3 separate regions of the Homo sapiens genome follow, and regions 2 and 3 are each linked to region 1. Evidence: read pairs that join two places in POLR2A ChIA-PET (ENCODE). Cell type or tissue: Panc1. All regions are shown on one strand. Region 1 overlaps SKAP1 (src kinase associated phosphoprotein 1). Region 2 overlaps SKAP1 (src kinase associated phosphoprotein 1). Region 3 overlaps SKAP1 (src kinase associated phosphoprotein 1).

The links. Peaks named below come from ENCODE experiments on the same cell type or tissue, not always from the same donor. Only the 100,000 strongest peaks of a DNase experiment are listed, where the experiment ranks them.
Region 2: POLR2A ChIA-PET joins it to region 1 with 5 read pairs; 3 of 35 experiments call an interaction of 5 or more read pairs at or near these places.
Region 3: POLR2A ChIA-PET joins it to region 1 with 5 read pairs; 2 of 35 experiments call an interaction of 5 or more read pairs at or near these places.

Annotation. Positions count from the first base shown.
Region 1 is chr17:48,263,029-48,268,028 of GRCh38, forward strand. All of the region lies in intron 4 of SKAP1 (src kinase associated phosphoprotein 1), which reads right to left. Among named protein-coding and RNA genes, the nearest start is that of SKAP1-AS2, 29 kb to the right of the region's middle. In Panc1, CTCF peaks have their summits at 186 (motif pointing right) and 387; a DNase peak (open chromatin) is centred at 1,908; H3K27ac peaks cover 1,459 bases.
Region 2 is chr17:48,396,576-48,401,575 of GRCh38, forward strand. It overlaps SKAP1 (src kinase associated phosphoprotein 1), which reads right to left. Exons shown (of 13, transcript NM_003726.4): 2 at 105-210. Among named protein-coding and RNA genes, the nearest start is that of SKAP1, 31 kb to the right of the region's middle. In Panc1, no CTCF peak of the experiment used is centred here; no DNase peak of the experiment used is centred here.
Region 3 is chr17:48,192,285-48,197,284 of GRCh38, forward strand. The region is part of intron 4 of SKAP1 (src kinase associated phosphoprotein 1); the gene reads right to left. It also overlaps the pseudogene RNU6-1152P. Among named protein-coding and RNA genes, the nearest start is that of MIR1203, 38 kb to the left of the region's middle. RefSeq lists an enhancer at 1-502. In Panc1, no CTCF peak of the experiment used is centred here; a DNase peak (open chromatin) is centred at 2,156; H3K27ac peaks cover 353 bases.

The sequences.
Region 1 (5,000 bases):
AAAGTTTTTGCAAATTAATTGTGGTTAGGATGTTTCAAACTAACACAGTAAATAGATTTTCACCTCAAAATTGTACCTACTTAAAAACATTTAAATTTTACTTAATACTGACTTTTAGGTTGATTCTTCAGTAAACAAAGTGAGAGCTTGTCATTAACTACCAGCAGGTGGTGGTATTCACAAATAGGGTACAAGAAATACTGAAAGGGCTATGAGTATAACCAATATGTGGTTCAGATTTATGGATTATGGATTTTAAAACATTTTTAATGGAGTTGTCAGCACACTGAAACTACTTCCATTCCCATCTGTTCCATATGAATGTGGAAACTTGGAAGTCACCTTAAAATATGTGCCTGTAGAAAGTTTTGCATTAAGAACATTGGGTCTCTTTATAAAAGCAGACAAATATTTTCTATTTTTAAATATTTAAATTTTCTGTATAACAATGAGCTTCAAACATGCACAAGTATCCTGACTCTTCCAATATTTTGGGGGCCTCTAGGTTTAGAATCTGATCTATCTTCTATTCAGGGCAGACACGTATCAAGAGGGAGCACTGACTGTATACTTTAGCCAAGCTAACCTGAGCAAATGCTGAATGGTGGGCACTGTGCACACAGTTGCTATGGAGAAAATATGTCCGTTCTTGTCTCCAAAAAAAAGGTCCCAGGTTTCAGAGGATACAGAAGCAACAAGAGGCGGTGAACTCCAGTCATCGAGTCAACAGCTTCAGGGGCTTTAGGAACAGGCTGAAATTATTTGGTTTTGACCGCCAGATGACCTCCATTGCTGCCCAGTCTGATGGACAGTCGGACCATTAGTTCTTTTAACACACATTCTTTTCCTGAAACACAGACACCACTCTGCGTTTGCACAGAGCAAGAAAGGAGAGCAAACGAGAGTGTCTGAAAGGGAGAGACAGAGACGTACATTTGCAGAGAAACTTCTAAACCAGCCGCAACCCTTCTACTGTTTTAGGGCCTAGGACTAGAGGAATTCAATCCAAGCAAAGAGACATCAGCTTTTTTTTTTTTATCTAACTTAAAAATCTGACTTTAGACTACAATTAGGCAAGATTATATCTAATAAATGTCCAAAACAAAAACATGGAAATGGTTAAAATTGATTTTTTGTATTTTCTAAAGCATTTGATATCTAGCTTAAAAATCAGCAACACTACTTTATATATATATACAAAATGTATACATATATATGTTTATACATATATATATACACACACACAGAGATCAGAAATAAAGAGGTCTTACTATGTTCTACCTAATGTTAGTTCAGGCTTACTGCAAAATTGTTTTCCACTACATACTACCCAGTTCTTTGAAATCCATTTAATGAGTTTAATTCCCAGGCCACATTACTGTGGTATATGAGATTCAATGTACATTTTATTTGTTTTCTTGGTATGCATGTGTTTTGATGTGTGAATGAAAAGTAACTTTGGTCTTATTATTCTTATAAAACAAATCAGGAGCTAAGCTTTGCTTTCAGACAACCTATTAATCCAAGGCAAAACTGAAAAGCACAAAGATTGTACTCCAAAGAGACCCATAAAGATACTGAACTTTGCCAGGAAATGGGGAGGGAAAAGGGAGTAGAAAAGGAAATTTAGGTAGAGGATAAAATTTTCTATAGATGATGAATCATTCTATCTTTAAATAAAGCAATACTTAAACTTACATTTAATCAAATCTACAAAACACACACACACACACACACACACACACACACACACACCCTCCATCTCCATTTTCTTGTGGTTGTGGCTGACAGAACTGTACTTGTCCCCAGCCTCTTCTGATTTTCCTCTTGGGATAAGTGATGAGCTATGCTGCAGTCAACGAGGAAACATCTGTTTGACTTTCCGAAGCTGGCATGGGGAGCTGAAGTCTGAATCACAAATGCCACTTTCATAAACAGGTCTCCCACAGGAACCTTGCTAAAAACATGACTCTACTGGGGTGAGCCACAGCTCTGGTGAGTGATGGGGAAGGCTGCTCTCCTTTCCAGCTATTTGAAACAATATACACTTTTTATAGGATTTGTCTGTGGTGGGATTTAATGAATTCCAATCTGTTAACAGACGTACCTGAATCCAGTTTTAATTTGGGAAGTTAGTTCATACTGAAGCTCCAAAGGCTCTAAATCTGGGAATTTTTAATTAGTAAGAAAGCTATGGCTGGGTGCGGTGGCTCACACCTGTAATCCCAGCACTTTGGGAGGCTGAGGGAGGCGGATCACGAGGTCAGGAGTTCAAGACCAGCCTGGCCAACATGGTGAAACCCCATTTCTACTCAAAATACAAAAAATTAGCCCGGCATGGTAGCAGATGCCTGTAATCCCAGCTACTTGGGAGGCTGAGGCAGGAGAATCACTTGAACCTGGGAGGCGGAGGTTGCAGTGAGCTGAGACCGCACCACTGCACTCCAGCCTGGGCCTGTCTCAAAAAAAAAAAAAGCAAGCAAGCAAGCAAGCAAGCAAGCAAGCTATGACACTGTGGTGTGTGGTTACTGTGTTCAGAAAAGACACACAAAACCTCAAATTATTTTTTAAGCATATTGACGTGGTACTTAAAAATCAGCACACAGTTTTCACATTTTATTTTATTCTAGTATTGTTGTCATCAACAATGTGAATAACTCAGAACACCACTCTGGCTAGAGGTGTGTCTAACACACCCGAACTGTAACCTTTCTCTTTCCCTCCCCCCATGAAACTAGGGAGAAAACACCTTTGGGAGCTGTATCTGCCCAAAGGCAAACTCCTGTGGCAGGTGGAACAGGGAGCTGGCCATGCTCCAAATGCCTCCCCTGTTAGAATCTTCACATCTGCATGTCTGTTTAGGTTGTCCAAGTTTTCAACTTAACTTATTTTTAAAACCTCTTTTCTTTAGTTTAGTGATTTTTCTCTTTATGAAAAATGACTGCTTGCTGTTTGATTCCTCTCTTGGGATATTTACTCATTCTCTCCTGAACAGGGCTCTCATTTCCTTGTCAGCACTTGGTTTGGCTGACATCACTGTATGATTATTAACCTGTGAGTGAGCTGGAAATATTTCCGAGATAATCTAAACACACACCCACACCTACACACACCCACACACACACATACACACACACACTAGCCTAGTCTATTCAACTGAAGTATTTGGCAAAAATAATAGATTTTATAAGCTATATCAAATAGATCTTAATGTAAATTGTTAGGCTGGTGCAAACATCATCCTGCATATTTCTAGTTCAAAGGTAGAGAGCATTTGTGTCAGAAAGGAGCTCCTTTATTATTTAAAGACAGTTTCCACCTATCAGAACAGATGGATAGTTGTTGCCTGTAAAATACGAATTATACTATACATAACAATAAATACACTATTGAAACCGTTAGTTCAAGAAATCAAGGCTGTGGCTGGAAAGCAATTTAATTTTAGAAATTCTGTTTTCCTTTTCTTTTTTTCTTTTCTTACTTTCTTTTTTTTTTTTTTTGAGACAGAGTCTCACTCTGTCACCCAGGCTGGAGTGCAGTGGCGCAATCTTGACTCACTGTAAGCTCCGCCTCCCAGGTTCACGCCATTCTCCTGCCTCAGCCTCCCGAGTAGCTGGGACTACAGGCGCCTGCCACAACGCCCGGCTAATTTTTTGTATTTTTAGTAGAGACAGGGTTTCACTGTGTTGGCCAGGATGGTCTCGATCTCTTGACCTCGTGATCCACCAGCCTCGGCCTCCCAAAGTGCTGGGATTACAGGCATGAGCCACCGTGCCCGGCCCTGTTTTCCTTTTCTTATTCCTCTTTTTCTCTTTTTTGAAATTTAAAAATGATATTTCTATTTTACAATTACTAGAGAGAATTATTGGGTGAATGAAGTGGAAATGTCCAAATATACACGAATTTTCTTTCTTTCTGTGACTAGACTAACACTCAACACGAAATGCTTTCACTGCTTGAAGGAAAGCCCTCATAGAACATAGCAGATGGCAGAATTAGCACATAGAATATCATTTTATCATGAAAAAAATGTGATGCCAAGCCAATAATTATTTTCCTCAAATTTGTTTTCCACATCTTTCCCTATACTCAGGGCTCTGAATGTTCCTACAGCATTTAGGATCTTCTGATAAATTTCCAACTTTTGAATTATGAACACTAGTAAGCCTTTTTTAGCTTTAAGTGAAATTAAGACATGAAGTAGATATATAAGTTATTAGGCCTTAGAGAAAAAAAGACAAAATTAGATACTTCTCAACATACATGATTTAACTTAAACAATACCTCAATTTTACTTTGTTCTCACAATCAAAAAATAATGTTGAACAAAAGGAACAGTAGTTGGAGAATTCTTCCAAAATCAATTTTAATTAAACACACACACACACTTTAATGTTGAATATGCCTGTTTAATCAATGATTTTGGCTCTAAGGTGATACAATCAGCATTTATACTTCAAATTACCACTTGGTACTAATAGATACTCTATACACAAGTCCTTAAGGTCAACACCCAAATTATTGCCCTATATTAATCATTAATAACTTAGAAAATGATAATTTTCTAAACCCATTTTTTTAAAAGAGCAAACACACTTGCTTAGTTTAATTTGCTACTATTAAAATGATTTGTGATTAATTTAATATCAATTAATTTAATACTAGATTGCTTACAAAATTATTTACTATATTTCTGTTCTTTTCACCACTTGCTCTTAAGTATTGAGCCATGGGAGATGTTTAGGAACTCCGTTAGGAAGGGTAATTACAGAACCAAAGCAGGGGAGGACCTGACAAAATAGATACCAACAGATAAATGGAGGGAAGGGAGAGATGGAAAGGCACACCATTTCTCATGTGATTATACAGAGGTTGCTTATAGGTACCTTTACATTATTATCTTGTGTTTGTATTATGCCCATTTTACAGATGAGAAAAGCTAAAATCAGAGAACTTAAATGACTTCTCTGAGATCATAAAGGTAGTTAATGTAATAATCC
Region 2 (5,000 bases), 130 kb after region 1:
ATAAAGAACTATGATAGGTATGTCTTACCTTGTGACTTTATTTTACTGATTATAAATTGTTTTAAAGCTTATGAAGAAGATTAATGGAACCAGTTTATACAAACCTGGCTTTGATTTGCTGAAAGCCCCGTAGAATATGGTCTCTGTGATCCCTTGCAACAGCGCTGAGGTTCTCATTCCGCAAACCTTCTGCCAGAAACTCTTCAGCATCTAAAAGAAAAGGAAAGTTGATAAAACAGAAAAGATGTACTAAGGGAGAAAGGAAAATCAGAAGGATTAAGAAATGGCACATGTATACATATGTAACTAACCTGCACAATGTGCACATGTACCCTAAAACTTAAAGTATAATAAAAAAAAAAAAACTTTATAGTTGTGGCACAATGTGAATGTGCTTAATGCCACAGAACTGTATACTTTATAATAGTTAAGATGGTAAAATTTATATTTTGTATATGTTACCAGAATAAATAATAACTAAAATTTTATATATACCTGTAGGTAACATGTTCTAATAATCCAAGACCTTGCTATGAATTTAGAAAACTATGACATATATTAGCCATAAGAAATAACTATTTTCTAAATCATTTTAAGTAAACATTTACATATTAATTATTACTGATGGCAGAGAATGGACTGTAAATTTCTTTCTTTCTTTTAGGGGGGGGATGGAGTCTCACTCTGTTGCCCAGGTTGGAGTGCAGTGGCGTCATCTTGGCTCACTGCAACCTTCACCTCCCAAGTTCAAGTGATTCTCCTGCTTCAGCCTCCTGAGTAGCTGGGACTACAGGCGCATGCCGCCAAGCCCGGCTAATTTTTCGTATTTTAGTAGAGATGGGTTTTCATCATGTTGCCCAGGCTGGTTTCGAACTCCTGAGCTCAGACAATCAGCCTGCCTCGGCCTCCCCAACTGCTGGGATTACAGGCGTGAGCCACCGCGCCCGGCCTGGACTGTCAATTTCATAAACATGTAATATTATAAATAAGTCACAGAAGGTCACAGGCCAATAGAAGCTAGAAAGAAATACCAATAAATAGAGCCGAAATAAAAAATAGAGCTGAACTGCAAAAATCAAGAACAAAAGGGCAGGCATTCAAAGAAATATTAATTAGCAGATGCATCATCAATGAAAATGACAATACAACCAAGTGAAGGAACCCACATGAGAAAGACAAATGTCTCCAAGAGAAGGGAACTGCAATTAATGTGAACATATATTATAAAATAGGGACATGATAGAAATACATAATATGAAACAAATCATGTTATGTTGAAGGAAGAAATTGCAGAGGGGGGGTGGTTCTACAAATTTTCAAAGACAAAATACATTGATAATGATTACAACTGCCAGAAACACTGGCTACACATTTTATTCTGCACAAAAGGTTTGTCATCCCCCAAAAGCGTATAAATAATATAGTTAAAATTTTCCACCTCCAAAAATTGTGCGTGTAATATGAAACTGTATCATATATATCAGGAGTCCCCAACCCCTGGGCCACACACAGGAACCTTTATTTCCTCAGTGATCTGATAATTATGAAATTTTAAAGAAAGGGCCACATGGCAGGAGGTGAGCAGCAGATGAGCAAGTGAAGCTTCATCTGTATTTACAGCTGGTCCCCATCACTTGCATTACCACCTGAGCTCCAGCTCCTGTCAGATCAGTGGCAGCATTAGATCCTTATAGGAGCACAAACCCTATTGTGAACTGTGTATGTGAGGGATCTAGGTTGTGTGCTCCTTATGAGAATTAATGCCTGACGATCTGTCACTGACTCCTGTCACTCCCAGATGGGACCATCTAGTTGCAGAAAAACAAGCTCAAGCCTCCCACTGATTCTACATTATGGTGAGTTGTATAATTTTTTCATTATATATTACAATGTAATCATAATAGAAATAAAGTGCATAATAAATCTAATGCTCTTTAATCATCGCCAAACCATCCCCCCACCCCCGGTCCATGGAAAAATTGTCTTCCATGAAACCAGTCCCCAGTGCCAAAAAGGTTGGGGACCCCTGATACATACTATCAAAATATTGCTATGAATTTATATAGTTGGATAAGCACACCTAAAAATTTGTTTTATATTCACGTCATTTAACAACGCCAGGCCGGGCGTGGTGGCTCACGCCTGTAATCTCAGCACTTTGGGAGGCCAAGGCGGGTGGCTCACGCCTGTAATCCCAGCACTTTGGGAGGCCAAGGCGGGCGGATCATGAGGTCAGGAGATTGAGACCATCCTGGCCAACATGGTGAAACCCCCCGTCTCTCTAAAAATACAAAAATTAGCTGGGCATGCTGGCACACCCCTGTAGACCCAGCTACTTGGGAGGCTGAGGCAGGAGAATCACTTGAACCAGGGAGTTGGAGGTTGCAGTGAGCTGAGATTGCATCACTGCACTACAGCCTGGAGACAGAGCAAGACTCCGTCTCAAAAAGAAACAAACAAACAAACAAAAAAAACCACCAAACAAAAAATCCTAAATAGCCATCGCTAGGACTTTTGATGAGATACAAAGTCCTGGAAATTGAATATTTCACAAAGGACCACCATCAACATCCAAGCTCTGCATTGTATCTATTGCATATGTGATTTAATGGGTTCCACTAGGGTCCTTTGAATGCTAACGAATGAGGAAATGGGAAGCTGAATTAAAAGGCAAAAATAAATGACATCTAAGATTCAATTTATGTAATATATCATAACAATAGAATAAAGGAAAAAAACCACATGATCATCTCACTAGACACAGAAGAAGCATTTAACAAAAGTCAACAGCCTTTCGTGATAAAAATTCTCAACAAACTAGGAATAGAAGGAAGCTTCCTCAAACTAATAAAAAGCATCAACACAAACCCACAGCTAACATTGTACTTAATGATTAAAGACTGGCCAGTCATGGTGGCTCGTGCCTGTAATCCCAACCTTTTGGGAGGCCGAGGCAAGAGGATCACTTAAGGGCAGAAGTTTTGAGACTAGCCTAGATGATATAGAGAGATTCCATCTCTACAAAAGATAATTTTTAAAAAATTGGCTGGGCATTGTGGTGCATGCCTGTAGTCCTAGCTACTCAAGAGGTTCAAGTGGGAGGATCACTTGAGCCTGGAAGGTTGAGGCTGCAGTGAGCCATGACTGTGCCACTCCAGCCTGGGTGGCAGAGCAAGACTCTTGTCTCAAAAAAAAAAAAAAATTAAAAAGAAAATAAATGGTCAAAGACTGAACACTTTCCCCACGTTCCTTAGATCAGGAATAAGATAAGGATGTCTGTTCTCACCACTTATACTGAACATTGTACAGGTGATGCCAGCCAGGACAACTAAGCAAGAAAATGAAATAAAAAGCATTCAAACTGGAAAGGAAGAAGTAAAACTATTTCTATTTGCAGATGACATCCTGTATATGGAACACCCTAAGGAATCTATTAAAAAACTATTAAAACTAATAAAAGAGTTCAGCAACTTTGCAGGATATAAGATCAATGTAAAAAAATCAACTGTATTTCTTTTTTCTTTTCTTTTTTTTTTTTTTTGAGACGGAGTCTCACTCTGCCTCCCAGGCTGGAGTGTAGTGGCGCGATCTCAGCTCACTGCAACCTCTGGCTCCTGGGTTCAAGCAATTCTCTTGCCTCAGCCTCCTGAGTAGCTGGGACTACAGGCACGCACCACCACACCTGGCTAATTTTTGTATTTTTAGTAGAGACAGGGTTTCTCCTCGTTAGCTAGGCTGGTCTCAAACTCCTGACCTCAGGTGATCCACCCGCCTGGGCCTCCCAAAGTGCTGGGATTACAGGTGTGAGCCACCACGCCCAGCCAATCAACTGTATTTCTATATAGTGGCAATGAACAAACAAAAAGGACATTAATAAAATTCCATTTAAGATAGCATGTAGGATGGGCATGGTGGTCCATGCTTGGGATTATTCTCAGCACTTCGGGAGGCCAAGGCGGGCAGATCATTTGAGCCCAGGAGTTGGTCAACATGATGAAACCCCGCCTCTACAAAAAATACAAAAATTAGCCAGGCATGGTGGTGCACATCTGTGGTCCCAGCTGCTCAGGAGGCTAAGGTGGCCTCATTTGAGCCCAGGGAGGTTGAGGCTGCAGTGAGCTGAGATCACATCACTGCACTCCAGGCTGGGTGACAGAGCAAGACCTTATCTCAAAAATAAAAATTAAAAAAAAAGAAAAGAAATAAAGCAGGTAAAAGAATTAAGAATTAAGCACTTACGAATAAATAGAACATATTCTATGTTCATGATCAGAAGACTTAATATCGTTAAAATGGCAATACTCCCCAAACTGATCTAAAGCTTTTATGTAACCCCTATCAAAATCCCAGCTGGCTTTTTTTGTAGAAATTGAAAAGCTAATCCTAAAATTAACTTGGAAATGTAAGGAATCCAGATAGCCAAAACAATTTTGAAAAAGAGAGACAATGGCCGGGCGTGTTGGCTCACACTCGTAATCCCAGCACTTTGGGAGGCTGAGACGGGTGGATCACCTGAGGTCAGGAGTTCAAGACCAGACTGGTCAACACGGAGAAACCCTGTCTCTACTAAAAATACAAAAATTAGCTGAGTGTGGTGGCTAGTGCCTGTAATCCCAGCCACTTGGGAGGCTGAGGCAGAATAATTGTTTGAACCTGGGAGGCCGAGGTTGCAGTGAGCCGAGATCATGCCACTGCACTCCAACCTAGGCAACAGAGCAAGACTCTGTCTCAAAAAAGAAAAAAAAAAGGAAAGAAAAAGAAAGACAAATTTGGAGGACTCACACTTTCTGACTTCAAAACTTACCACAAAACTACAGCAATTAGGAAAATATGGTACTGGCATAAGGACAGAGATAAAGTTCAAAGGAATAGAATTGGGAATCCAGAAATAAACCCTCACACTTATGGTCAATTTTTGCAAGAGGGTCAAGACAATTAAATGTTGAAAAAGTTGTTTTTTCAACAAATGGTGCTGAGACAACTGAGTATACACATGCAAA
Region 3 (5,000 bases), 71 kb before region 1:
AGGTTTTTTTTTTCTTTTCTTTTTAAAGGTCTTGTTAAACTTAGAGACACAGCTCCTTGTCAAAGATGCCAAGAGTCTGAATCATAAAAGACATGTTAAACGTTCTATTAGAATTCAAACCTCCTTTTTTTAATGCAAATTTAAATGCCATTTTATGGAACATCTATAATTATGAAAATGGGAAGACATTGCCTCGTGTGCAGGGAGAGTCTGTGAGTATGAATATTACATTAATGTGCCCACACCAGCTCACTGATCCTGCTGGCAGGAGCATAAAAAATGCCTGAGTGAAACTTTTATTTAGATGTTAAGACTCCAGGCCCCAGCGGGGTGACAGAGACAGCCCCTGTGAGTTGCCATCAGAGAGAGAGCTTGAATTGAATTACCCAGGGGGGAGGAAGTAGTGATGAGCACTGCTTCGCTTATTTAATTTCATTTACTTTCAGTACATTATCAGCATGAGGTTTTTCTCTCCCCACCAACTGAAACCCAAGAATGCCACCACTAAGGAAACAAAGACATAATACAGCAGAGATGTAACTCTAAGTCACTAATTCTAGGAGACAAGGGATAGCACCATCACCACCTTCTCTCCCCAAGAGTCAAACTCAGTTTGCTAAAATTGGGTACCAAAGGAGCTGCTGAATTTTTTCTCTTGGTCATTCACTAACAAGATTCTGAAAAGGAATAGAGCTGGAAACAGCTTTTTATATGGTGTGTTTTTGTGTATAGTCAGTAAGATGTGTTATGTTGCTTTCTTTCTTTCTTTTTTTTGAGACAGAGTCTCACTCTTGTCGCCCAGGCTGGAGTGTAATGGTGTGATCTCAGCTCACTGCAACCTCCACCTCCCGGGTTCAAGCGATTCTCCTGCTCCAGCTTCCCAAGTAGCTGGGATTACAGGCATGCACCACCATGCCTGAATAGTTTTTTGTATTTTTAGTAGAGACGGGGTTTCTCCATGTTGGTCAGGCTGGTCTTGAACTCCTGACCCCAGGGGATCCAGCCGCCTCGGCCTCCCAAAGTGCTGGGATTACAGGCATGAGCCACCGCACCCGGTCTATGTTGCTTTCTTATTCATTAGACAGAATCTGTATTGAGGAATTCTCTTGCCTGGTTCCCCTTATGGGCAGTGGGAAAAAATGGGATTATAGGCTCAGTTTAGAATGTCTACGGAAAAAAAATTAGGAAATGAGGTCAGATCAGTCTCTAGTCTACTAACTGTCTTCTGTGTACAAGGTACTGTGTGGTGAGTTCAATAACAGAGTTGTTCTCAATGTAGTTGGCTCTGAGCTCAATCTCATTAGCTCCATGATCTATCTGACAAATCCAAATAACCAAGGTGGGAATCCACAGTGGCATGCAAGGTACCTCCTCTTTCAGTGTCAGCGCAGGGTCCTACTGATCAAGAACTAGTGATCCTGAGGATGAACAGTGTTAGCCATGCCATGGGGTGATGAGGCAGGAATCTTGTATGCCTGGATCCACACCTACTGGTAAACGAACAGATCTGCAGAGAACTACTTAATGCATAATAGAAAGTATGTAAAATATGCTTTAAAGGACGGTTATAAAAATAGGAAGAAGTTGCAAACAATTGTATAAGTTGCTATTTTAAGGCAAACAATTTATATTTAAGTATACAATTAAAAAAAGAAGCTTTTTATTCATTACCTGAGAAAAGATATCACCACCGTCATGAAAAAATAAAAATGATTTTGATTTATTGAGAATAAATGGCCCTCTTGGCTAAGTCTAAAGGTGTATTACATTATATCAGCACAAAACAGAATTACATTAGTGTCATAATCTCTCCCTACCACTACACTTAACTAAACCTCTCAGAACAGCCCGTATAAAGAAAAGATTCACTTAGCTGAAGGATATGGGGCCACAAAGATAAGATCAACAGAGAAGTATGTTACCCAGAAGTGATGGCCACCCAACTTTCATGGCAGATGAAGATAAAAGAAATTCTCAGATATCTTTCTCTTCATCTAGTTTCCTTTAAACCCTTGTATCCCACCCACATCAAAAAAAGCAATAAAAAACGACAGAATAGGATTCCATCTCTCAATGCTAAACATGACTCTTTAGTCAGCTATGCACAGCAACAACAATGGGGACCCTTTGGAGTGTGATACATTTCCATAAAGCAGTCAATAAAAAAGACACGAGAGCTTATGTGAGTCACGGCCTATTTAACCAGCTGCGTTCTAGCCCACTGAGAAAAGAGAATTGGAGAAATCAGTTGGCAACACCAGAGCACAAGGCTAATAGCACAGGAGGCCACACAATTTCCACGCAAAAAGGCTGCAGCCCCTGCAGAACAAACCAGGTGCCCACTAACTTTCATTATAGGCAGCTGGCTTGGTCTCTTGCTAAATCATCCTGAAAGGAAAATAAATAGTTTTTTAAAAAACATCTTTTGTTCAAATCGTCCCCCTGTTAAGTTATGGACTTCTCCCATCCTCCCTCTTCCTTTTAATTCAAGTTCTTTTCAACTGTTTAAAAGAGGGACCTAACCAACTTGAGCCTAGAGACTAATAGCTAACAGGGGTGAATTTCAGACAGGGTGAAGTTTAGCAGGATCCTTCATTAAAGTACTCATGTAAAAAACCTGGGGATTGGGTGTATGAGATTGGAGAAAATTTAACATCTGAAGGCTGGGAATGGTCAAATTCCACCTGCAATTCCAATGCAGTCACAGATGGCTGGTGTGTGTGCATCTGCAGACATAAACACAAACACACGCTTTAAAATGCCTCAAATGTACCAAGGTGAGGAGGGTATTGCAGATAGGTTGGGGAGGGGGTAGTTTTCTCTTGTCTGGTGATTGTGGATTTCAAATCTGTTCATGAACCTCTCTTTTGTGCATTTGATTTCTGTGGCCTTCTTTAATATGTTCATTACTGCTTTTCCTTAGCTTCTTACTTTTCTGGGTTACTTTTTTGCCTTCTTCTCAATTTTCAGGAACCAGTCAATAAATGATAGTTTGTAGTGTCTGGCAGGAAGTGTCATCTTCCGATGCTAACAAGGAAGTTGGTTTCAATGACTATTCCTTGATTAGTCCCTTGAACAGGCATATATAATTCTTTAACTTCCGTGGTTCCATTTGATATCCACCTGAGTTTACACTTATACCACACATTTTTCTTGCATTGTGCTTCACTTATAAAGGAATTTAGCTTAACATATGAAAGGTGAAAAATTCTAAAACATTAGTAATAGATTTAGCATCTAAAATTTCAAAGATATAGAAAGCACTCAAACAGATGGCTTTAAACTAACTGAATGGAACTGTTCATGGAGAAATAAATTGGACAACAGATGAAAGGAAGGGAATGAACACAACGTACTTAATCAAGTTCTTCAACAAGCTGTGATGTAAGAAGCTAGGAAACAGAACATGAGCAACAGGAGCTAGACTAAAGGACCCCAGAAAATGGTAGAAATGACACATTTGTAGTTAGCAAACCAACACAGAAGACAACTTTCATGAGACCTCAATAGACTCATGTTGCCCTTCTAATTTTTGAAGGTCTTTTAAAAATACCAGTGAATCCAGGTTATAGTGAACCCAGGTTACAGAAATCTGTGGAGAAAATCCTGTTATACTGAAGACAAAAAAAACCTCTGAGGTTCTAGGTCAGTAGTACAAAGAAAAAAAAGCAGATAATAAACAAAATAATTAAAATGAATATGCTTTAACAAAAATGGCCCCCCAAAACCCTAACCAGTTTTAAATTCATCAGCATTGTATCAAGCATTTTTACATCTAAGTCCCACAATATCCCTATGAGGCATGTTTTATTATCATCCCCACTTTACAGACTAGGAAACTGAGGTGTAATGAAATGACATAATTTGCTGAAGGTTGCTCAGTTGGAATAGCCCATGCTGTTTCCAATACTCTGAGCTTCAGACATGCACAGAAGTGGATGAGGAAAGATTGGGTCTTCCTATCTCACTCCCCCACAAAAAGAGACCCTGTTTTTTGGAAGAAGAAACAGGCATGATGTGTGGTTATTCTAACTCCTGGTGTCAAAAAATTATTTTAGTATCTATATTTCTTATTTACTTTTTTATGAGTAAAATGAGCAGGTTTTATTTTATTTTTATGTTTTTCAGCTTTTATTTTAGAATCGGGGTACATGTGTAGGTTTGTTACAAAGGTATATTGTGTGATGCTGAGGTTTGGAGTATGAATAATCTGTCATCCAGGTAGTGAGCACAGTACCCAATAATAGTTTTTCAACCCTTGCTTCCCTCCCTACCTCCTCGTGCATTTACCCAGTGTCTACTGTTGCCATATTTATGTCCATGTGTACCCAGTGTGTAGCTCCCACTTATAAGTGAGAAAATGCCATATTATGTTTTCTGTTTCTGCGTTAGTTCAAAAACATGGAATGCTTCACAAATTTGCATGTCATCTTTGCACAGGGGCCATGCTAATCTTCTCTGTATCATTCCAATTTTAGTATATATGCTGCCAAAGTGAGCACTCGGTTACTTTTAAATGTACTAACTGATTAATCTTTGGAATTGCCTCCTAGGGCAGATCTATGTGAAATCCAAGAGGTCAAAAGAGATATAGAGCAAAATACAAGAAAGTCTCAGAATTCAATAAAAGGACACATGAGTTAAGTACCTATAAGAGGGCACAGCCAGAAGCTCTCAAAAAATGCTGCTTGGGGCTGGGCGTGGTGGCCCACGCCTGTAATCCCAGCACTTTGGGAGGCCGAGGTGGGCAGATCACGAGGTCGGGAGTTTAAGACCACCGTGGCCAGCATGGTGAAACCCTGTCTTTACTAAAAATACAAAAAATTAGCTGGGCATAGTGGTGCACACCTGTAATCCCAGCTACTTGGGAGGCTGAGGCAGGAGAATTGCTTGAACCCAGGAGGCGGATGTGGCAGTGAGCCGAGATTGCGCCACTGCACTCCAGTCTAGGTGATAGAGCGAGACTCCGACTCAAAAAAAAAAAAAAAAAAAATGCTGAT